Linked DNA regions of Homo sapiens: region 1 is linked to region 2. A link is an interaction called in ENCODE POLR2A ChIA-PET data of the cell type or tissue named here. Cell type or tissue: MCF 10A. All regions are shown on one strand. Links, peaks and the distances in the headings refer to the core of each region. The heading gives the core; the rest is flanking DNA.

The links. Peaks named below come from ENCODE experiments on the same cell type or tissue, not always from the same donor. Only the 100,000 strongest peaks of a DNase experiment are listed, where the experiment ranks them.
Region 1: POLR2A ChIA-PET joins it to region 2 with 5 read pairs; 2 of 35 experiments call an interaction of 5 or more read pairs at or near these places.

Annotation. Positions count from the first base shown.
Region 1 is chr15:98,752,990-98,757,383 of GRCh38, reverse strand. The region is part of intron 2 of IGF1R (insulin like growth factor 1 receptor); the gene reads right to left. Among named protein-coding and RNA genes, the nearest start is that of MIR4714, 29 kb to the left of the region's middle. In MCF 10A, for the core only: no CTCF peak of the experiment used is centred there; no DNase peak of the experiment used is centred there.
Region 2 is chr15:98,863,375-98,867,768 of GRCh38, reverse strand. The region is part of intron 2 of IGF1R (insulin like growth factor 1 receptor); the gene reads right to left. Among named protein-coding and RNA genes, the nearest start is that of MIR4714, 81 kb to the right of the region's middle. In MCF 10A, for the core only: no CTCF peak of the experiment used is centred there; DNase peaks (open chromatin) are centred at 1,108, 1,638 and 2,248.

The DNA of each region.
Region 1 (4,394 bases), core at 125-4,124, 110 kb after region 2:
GAGACCAGCCTGGCCAATATAGTGAGACCTCATCTCTACTAAAAATATGAAAATTAGCCAGGTGCAGTGGCATGTGCCTATAATCCCAGCTACTCAGGAGGCTGAGGCAGGAGAACCACTTGAATCCAGGAGACAGAGGCTGCAGTGAGCCAAGATCACGCCACTGCACTACACAGCCTGGGCGACAGAGTGAAACTCTGTCTCAAAAAAAAAAATTATAAAAGGTGCATCATTAACTGTCAATTTGACAACTGAAAACATACATGAATTTGGAAGATCTGACTATAATGCAATCAGTAAGTTTGATTTACTAAATACAGAAAATAAAACCTTTGCATTTTACCAAGGGCATAATTTTTTAATGTCCACAAAGCAATTAAAACTTAATCATGTACTTGGATGCAAGTAAACGTTAATAAATCCTCTCAGATACCTCAGAGCTGCATTCATAAATCATATAAACAATATCAAAAGGTAAGCAAAAGAAAAATTCAAGGACAGACATACTTCTAAGTAATGTCAGAATCAAAGATCAAATAAATATTTTAATTACAAACCATCTAGAAAACAACAAAAAGGAGATCAACTGTCTAAAACCAAAAATACGTAACAAAAGCAATTTTCAAAGAAAATGTATAGCCTTAAATGCCATTATTTTAAGAAGACTAAAAAGCAAATGAGACAGGCATTCAACTTAATAAACTTAAAGGAATGGAAAAAGTGAATAAAAATTAAATACTGAGATGAAATTAAAAGCAGGATAAATATAAAATTAATATACCTAGTTTTTTGAAGACAATAAAATATATAAACTTCTAACAAACTTGATTAAGGGGGAAAAAAGCAAAAAAAGAGCAAAAATATGTGTTAGTAATGAGAAAGGGTTATGATTACCAGAGAAATGATAACAATATTACAAATAACTGTGCGATAAACTCAAATTGTAGATAAATTCTTTCCCAGCAAGTAGAAAATATCAAAATCCAGAGAAAAGGCTTAAAAGCTGAACAGAACAACTATAATATATTCTGAAAAACTAAAAAATTTGTTTTAAAATGTTCTGGGATGGGACTACAGGGGATGCCTATGAAGTTTTCCAGTTAATTTTACTCTAACTTAAAAAAAAAAAAAAAACAGGTTATTTCCTATATTATGTAAATGCTTCTAGATGCTGGGAAAGGGTGAAATTCTTCTTAAATTATTTAAAAAACATAATCCTAATATCAATACCTGATAGAATGCAAACAAGGAAAAAAACTAAAGACCCCTATCTGTAGGGCTTTGTAGGCTACAGTCACAATTTTTAAAAAAATATTAGCAAATCAAATAGCAACATATCCAAAGATTATCACACCATAACAAATTAGGGCTTATTCCAGGAATGCAAAGATGATTCAATATTGGGAAATCTAATCAACGTAATTTATTACACCACCAAATAAAAGCAAAAGCTCACAATTATATCATGCCAAAAAGGCATTTCATAAAATTCATCAGCCTCTTCCGATAAAAATTAAAACATGAATGAGTATACACAACTTAAATATGATAAACTATATTTACCAAAACTTAACATATTCCTTGTTAAAACACATTTTTTTATTTAAATCAGGAACAAGGCAGTAATGCCTTTTTTTTTTTTTTTTTTTTTTTTTTTTTTTTTTTGCAATGGAGTTTTGCTCTGTCATTCAGGCTGGAGTGCAGTGGCACGATGTAGGCTCACTGCAACCTCCGCCTCCTGGGTTCAAGCAATTCTCCTGCCTCAGCCTCCACTGCCACCACGCCCAGCTAATTTTTGTATTTTTAGTAGAGACAGGGTTTTGCCATGTTGGTCAGGCTGGTCTCAAACTCCTCACCTCAGGTGATCCACCCACTTCAGCCTCCCAAATTGCCGGGATTACAGGCATGAGCCACCATGCCCAGCCAGCAATACACTTTTCTATAGTACCAGCAAAGATGGATGTATACACATACACGAGTCAATTTACTGTAATCCTGTTTCATTAGTGAAACACAGAGAAAGAAAAAACAAGAAACCACATGACTGTCCATCAACAGATGATGGCTCGACTAAACTATGAATCATCCATTTTGTGAACTGCTGAAATTTTAACTCGTTTCAAACTCCGCAGCAACTGACCTAAATTGATATCCATACACCGAGAAAAAGTAAAAATGTTACGAAAGACTATATAGAGGCTATTCACTATACTAATAGCATGATCTCATTTTTATAAAAACCCAAAACTATACTGCATATATGCATATATCTTTCCTAAAGAAGATTAACGAGGACACACAATTTTCTATATATATCTTTTATTTTACACTAGCATCACTTTTTGTTTTTATTAAAGAGAATTTTAAAGAGACCAGATATACACATATATATCTGTTTCGATAACACAAAGCACCTTCTAGGCACACAATATTTAGAAAAGAAATTCTCTGCGTATTGTTTCTTGGGAAGGTAGGAAGGGTGAGCACTGCAGCAGCTATCCTCAGGTCAACCTAGGTGTGAATCCTGACCTCATTGAGTAGCAAGTTCTTTAGTCTCTAGGAGCCTCTGTTCCTTCATCTGTAAAATGGGGATAATTTCTCCCACCTCTCATTAGCCTGTTATGAGGATTTAATGTTTACACCTAACCTGCAAATCAGTCATTACTAGCGTTCTTTTATTCCAAGCTCATTCCTCTCAAAAACAAAGACAGAAAGAAGGAACCAAAACTTCCCTCCCTGTGGTTTCCAAGAGCTGCCTGGCAGTGCCTAACCATGGCTGTGCTGCTTCGGAACGCAGCAAAGGTTCAGTGGGGACTCCTGTTCAGTGTTCCTGGAGCTGCCAGCGTGAGTCAAAGGTGAGCTGAAAACGCTGGTGGTCCTCAGTTTTCATGTTGGGAGTTTATCACAACCACAACACCAACCTTCAGCTTCTCAACTGGTACTTAAAAAGCAGCAACTCACTCAAATACTCACAGGCAGATTCCTGGCAGGAGCAGGGGATTTCCTGGAGATCGCTTAAGACTCTTTTGGACAATGAGAAAAGGACAAAAAGGAAGCACTAGTAGAGCCCTCTACTTCCAAATCCTCAGGTTCCCCTCCAAGACAGAAAGGCAGAAAGAAAACATCAGGGAGAGCCACAGATACTGCAGCCTAGCTCCCTGGATTAATTAAGGCTCATTAAAAGCAGAAAAGAAAAACGAAAGGGAAAACTTGGAGACCTGGTTACCTCCCGATCCTGATACTGATCCCATTCTGTAAGCTATTATTAATAACAAAATATGAAGAAGAAAAAAATTATCAACAGGAAAGGGAGTTAAATTGTGCGTTAAATATACATTTAAATTTTCTGAAAAAGGAAAACAAGGCTTCCCTGAGAAATGAGCTGGCTGGAAGGAAGGCTGGAGCCCTGCAGTATCAAGAAGCAGATCTGTCCCAGAGGAGGGAGGGCACAGAAAATTCCTGCAACAAAGACTTTTCAAGAGTGAAAAGGAAAAAGCATCTCAGCTTAAACTGAAAGTATCCTTTCTCTGTTATAGAAGGAACTCACATACAAGAGAGACCTCCCAACTCACATCTTTGTATCTCACATTTTCCAAGATACTTGTTTCATGATCCAAATAATATCATAAAAAGTAATAAAACCATCTGTAAGAAACATTAATTCGCCATGGTTTGGCTAACAGAATTCTTCACCATCTCCTCCCAGATGATAACATTAAAAGCTAAATGAAATGAGTCAAAAGCTTCTTTTGTATAAAATCCAATTAACTTTATAAATATACTCTCAGGAGGAAAAAAAACCCACATCTCCTTGAAGAGCAGGAATTTATATCAAAATTTATATAATTATTGGCCAGGCATAGTGGCTCACATCTGTAATCCTAGCACTTTGAGAAGCCAAGGCAGGTGGATCGCTTGAGGCCAGGAGTTCGAGACAAGCCTGGGCAACATAGAATGACCCCGTCTCTACAAAAAATACAAAAAAAAAAAAAAAAAAAAAAAAGCCAGGTATGGTGGTGCATACTTGTGGTCCCAGCTATTTGGGGGGCTCAGGCGGGAGGATTGCTTGAGCAGAGGAGGTCAAGGCTGCAGTGAGCCGAGATCGTGCCACTGCACGCCAGCCTGAGACCCTCTTTATTTAAAAAAAAAAAAAGGCTGGACGTAATGGCTCACACCTGTAATCCCAGCACTTTGGGAGGCCGAGGCAGGTGATCACGAGGTCAGGAGATCAAGACCATCCTGGCTAACATGGTGAAACCCTGTCTCTACTAAATACACAAACAAATTAGGTGTGGTGGCACGTGCCTGTAGTCCTAGCTACTTGGGAGGCTGAGGCAGGAGAATCGCTTGAACCCTGGAGGCGGAGGTTGCAGTGAGCCAAGATCATGTCACTG
Region 2 (4,394 bases), core at 263-4,262:
ACAATGGCTTTAAAAATATATAAAGTCAAAAAGCTTTTAAGTTCTTATTAAATATTTGTTCATTTAACACTTGGTCTACCCGTTTGTAAGGCATGTCAGGCAATTGTGAGGGCTAAGAGACATACACAAGGCACACAGTCAGATGCAGGTGATGAGATGTACACACAGATAATAATTAGAGGTAAGGATTCACGTCATAAAAGATACCTAACGGGAGGACAAGAACACTTCCAGCCAAGAGGCCCACACGATGGCAAGGCATATGCAAGGCAGGAGTGTGCAAGCAGTGACTTTAGACCTAGGCAAAGGAGCCGTGGGGACTCAAGACTGGCAAGTGGTAGGGGTGGGGCTTCTCGAATTTATGTATTTCAACAGAAAATTATAAATCACTACTCATATTAATATATAACTTAAAATTCTTAAAAATTAGCTCAGTGCTTTTTGCCTTTAAGAAATATTTTAATTAAACAAACCCAATTTGTTTTAAAACTTCACAGAACGAGGTTCAGAAAGTGGCTTTTGTTGCTGCGCAAAGTTGATGCCTACGGATCATCTATTCCTAAAGTTGTTTAGAATGGGTTATTTCTCTCTCTCTCTCTCTCTCTCTCTCTCTCCCCCTTTCTCTCCTGGCACAAGGAAGTTTTACACCATCTACAATCCCTCCGTTAGATTAAAAAAAAATAAACCTCCATTGTGAGAGGCGCCATTGGTGTCTGCCTCCTTGTCTTCCAGTCACAAATGGAGAGGCGGGCTGAAGAACAGCTTCACTGCTCAGGATGTCATGAATTTAAAAAAGTGTAGCAATGGTGCTTGGCCAGACAGAGTGGAAAACAAAGCCTCAGTCATTTGTTTAAACAAATTCACAAAAACAAAAACACTTCCTCCACGTACCCGTACCCAGTGAATTCTAAAAAGGATCACACATTTAGTATGACTTTTAAAACTTTCACTTTCACACATTAAAAACAACATGATGGGAGCAAACAAGCGGACATCACCCCTCACTCGTGCTTATCTATTTCTGGTTTCATTAAGCTGCCGAAACGACCGCCAGCGCTTCCTCTCATCCCAACAGGAAAATTTCATGGCTCCTGAAGGTCTGAGTCAGACTGGAAAGCTCATGAATATTCTGAGTTTCTGGAGCTGATGCAAGGACGTCACTATAATTGATGACCAGGCAGAGCTATCTACTACACGTTTGAACCACTCCTCTGAAATAATTTATCAGAAGTTAGATTTTCGTTTCTAAAGCTATTAATAACAAGAGTCTGTTTCTGATTTTTAAGATGAAGTTCAATCTTTCAAGCCATTCTGCTTTTCAATAAATTCCCTCTATTTGCAGAGGCCCGCATTAATATACTCCTTGCTTTACTGCATTTTAATAAAGGTGATGAGAAAATAAACCGAAGAGAACCTGAAGCTTCCCACATGCAATGGGAAGAAAGCAGCGTGCTGCAGATTTAAATCAGGATCTGCATTTACTGGGTACACGGAAGTGAAGAGAGTACGTGCATCTGTGTGGTGGCGGCGGGGGACAGAGACAGAGGCGTCTTCCTGTGGACGGCAGGAGCGTCCTGGGCTGTTCCGCTGAGATTTGGGCTCTGAGTCATGGGGTGCTCGCGTGGAACAGTAAGACCGAGTTCAACTGAGAACGCCCGCACGTATCCTATGTTAATTTTTCTTTTGCAAACACATTTGCATCTTTTACTTTCATTTTAAACTGCGCCCCGTGCATATGTGCACTACCAACCCATCCGGGTGACGGGCAAGTTGTATCTACTCTGGGAGCCTCCTCCTGCCTGCGAGGCAAGTGGCGACCCCAGAGCGGGAGGTGGGAGCCCCCTTTTCTTACGGTTCTCGGACCGCAGATTTTCCATCAACACTCAATTAGGTTTAAAGATACACTAGGGTGTGTACTGAGATAGTTCAAAATGATTTCCTTCCAACATAAAATGGATCGTGAACCACGGGAATCCTGAGCCCTCCACTTCCCAGCGAGGCAGCATGACTGGTGCTGTGAGACGGATCCACCAGTGATCGAAACCGCGTTCTGCTAGGGAAATTGAGGTTTGGACCACGTGGTCAAGGACAAATGAAAAACCTTTTACGCATTTCCAAATATCAAAATTAAAGAATTAAAAGAGAAAAAAACCCCAAGGAGTTCATATCTTCCCAAACCACAAAGCCACGCCCGGGCCCCACTCCCTTTTCTATCCACTTTAGCACATGCCGAAGCCCAGCGTGGCCTGGGACCACGTGAGGGACGGTGGGCGTGGCCGGGGCGCAGTCACGTGGCCGCTATGCACGCCGAGCCCCACCTCCAGCCAGCCCCTCCTTGGCGGCTGCAGGAGCCCAGCCAGCGATCCAGGCGGCGTTTCCAAACCCAGATCCACGCCTGTACCTGCAATGACTTACAGGATATTTTAGGAATTAGTCCAACATATCCTTTGGGATATCCTTTGGGGTCTGTAAGTAATACTCAAATAGATTTTACCTATCTCGCTGTATTCTGCAGCCAACTTTAAAACATTCATCTGGAAACTGCAAACACAAAATAACCCTTAGTGCATGATATTGTGAATTCTGTGCCCGTCTCCCCTTCAAAAGCTATATAGTATATACTTAGTACACAAACTAACTCAGAATCATGTATCCTACTGTAAGGAGTCCTCTTTGGTCCAGCAAGCATGTGTGATCTGATACCTAGCCTACTGAGATGCCTACGATTCTTTTCTTCACATCTCCCAAATATAACAGCTACATTTCAGACTCCTAAAATTTAATTTGGAATGAGTTACAAATATCAGTGAGGAAAAACGAGGGCCACAGGAAGCTTAGTATAGCTTGCACGCTCTTGTGTGAGGGCCATAATAAAATTACAAACTGGGATGGATTGCATGATATTTAAAAAATTTAGCCATTCGGTTTCATCAAACAGAAGCATGAGATTTGATAAAATGTTACACTTGAGGAGTATAAATCTTTTTTATTTTAAAAATAATAGAAAAGACCACATAGAGTAAAATCAAAGAATACAACAGACAATTTTTTAAAACTTTCTTTTGGCTAAAGAGTTATTTTTAGGCTGAGCGCTGTGGCTCCCGCCTGTAATCACAGCCCTTTGGGAGGCCGACTGGAGAAGATAGCTTGAGGCCAGGAGTTCAAGAGGGACCTGGGCAACACAGACCCCATCTCTACGAAAAATTAAAAAATTAGCTGGGCATGGTGGCACACGCCTGTAGTGGCAGTTACTCAGGAGGCTGAGGTGGGAGCATTAACTTAAACCTGGGAGGTTGAGGCTCCTGCTCCAGTGAGCTATGAGAGCAACACTGCACTCCAGCCTGGGTGACAGGCCAAGATGTCTCAAACAACAAGTGATTTTAGTATTTCAGTGATGGAAAATTCTGAATAATGATTTCTTCATACCAATTAGATTTGGGACTGCTGAAATTTAATTAAATAGGGGGCCTCCTCCAACTTGTTTGCCATGTTGGTAATGTTTGCCTATTTATTTGAGACAGTGTCTTGCTCTGTTGTCCAGGCTGGAGAGCAGGGGCATGATCACACCTCACTGCAGCTTTGACCTCCTGAACTCAGGTGATCCTCCCACCTCAGCCTCCCAAGTAAGTGGGACCACAGGTGCATGCTACCATGACAGGCTAATTTTTTTTTTTGTAGTGATGTGGTTTCCCTATGTTGCCCAAGCTGGTCCCAAACTCCTGGCTCAAGCAATCCTCTTGCCTATGGCCTCCCAAAGTGCTGGGATAACAGGCATGAGGCACCACACCCAGCCACGTTTATTCTAAAAGAGGAAAGCAACACTTTGAACACTTCTTTTAATTACAGCTTTAAAAACTCAGAAATAAAATGTCACATGATAAATTAAATTCATGGTGTTGATGTAAACCTTCCCAACCCATCTCAAGCATCTGGGCTGTGCTTCAGAGTCAGTTCCCCAATAGCATTCTCTTGAGTATCAAAAACGAGAGATTTGCAGCCAGGACCAAAACTATGAGACTATTTTGGCAATTAACATCTCCTGTCATCTTCTTCACCTCCTTTGTAGGGAGAAAGGGCAAGAACATTTCAAATAACATTCATATGTGGGATTTCTTAAGCTTCTGCATATTTTTTCTTCTTCATGTGACTAGTAATTGTCCTCCCAAATAAAAGTGGACTTGCCACTGCTAGTTAAAAAGTTTATGTCCCTCACTGTTAAAAAATACATAAAATCCTGAGAGTAGAATCCAATTACTAAGTGTAGAAAACAGAAATAGAAAATCACCATTTGGCAAACATCACAGTAATGGATGTTAAAATTAGTGGGTGAAAGAATAATGAGGAACAGAATGCTTGTTTAGATAGTCTCAAGTATCTACCTCCAAAAGATTCTT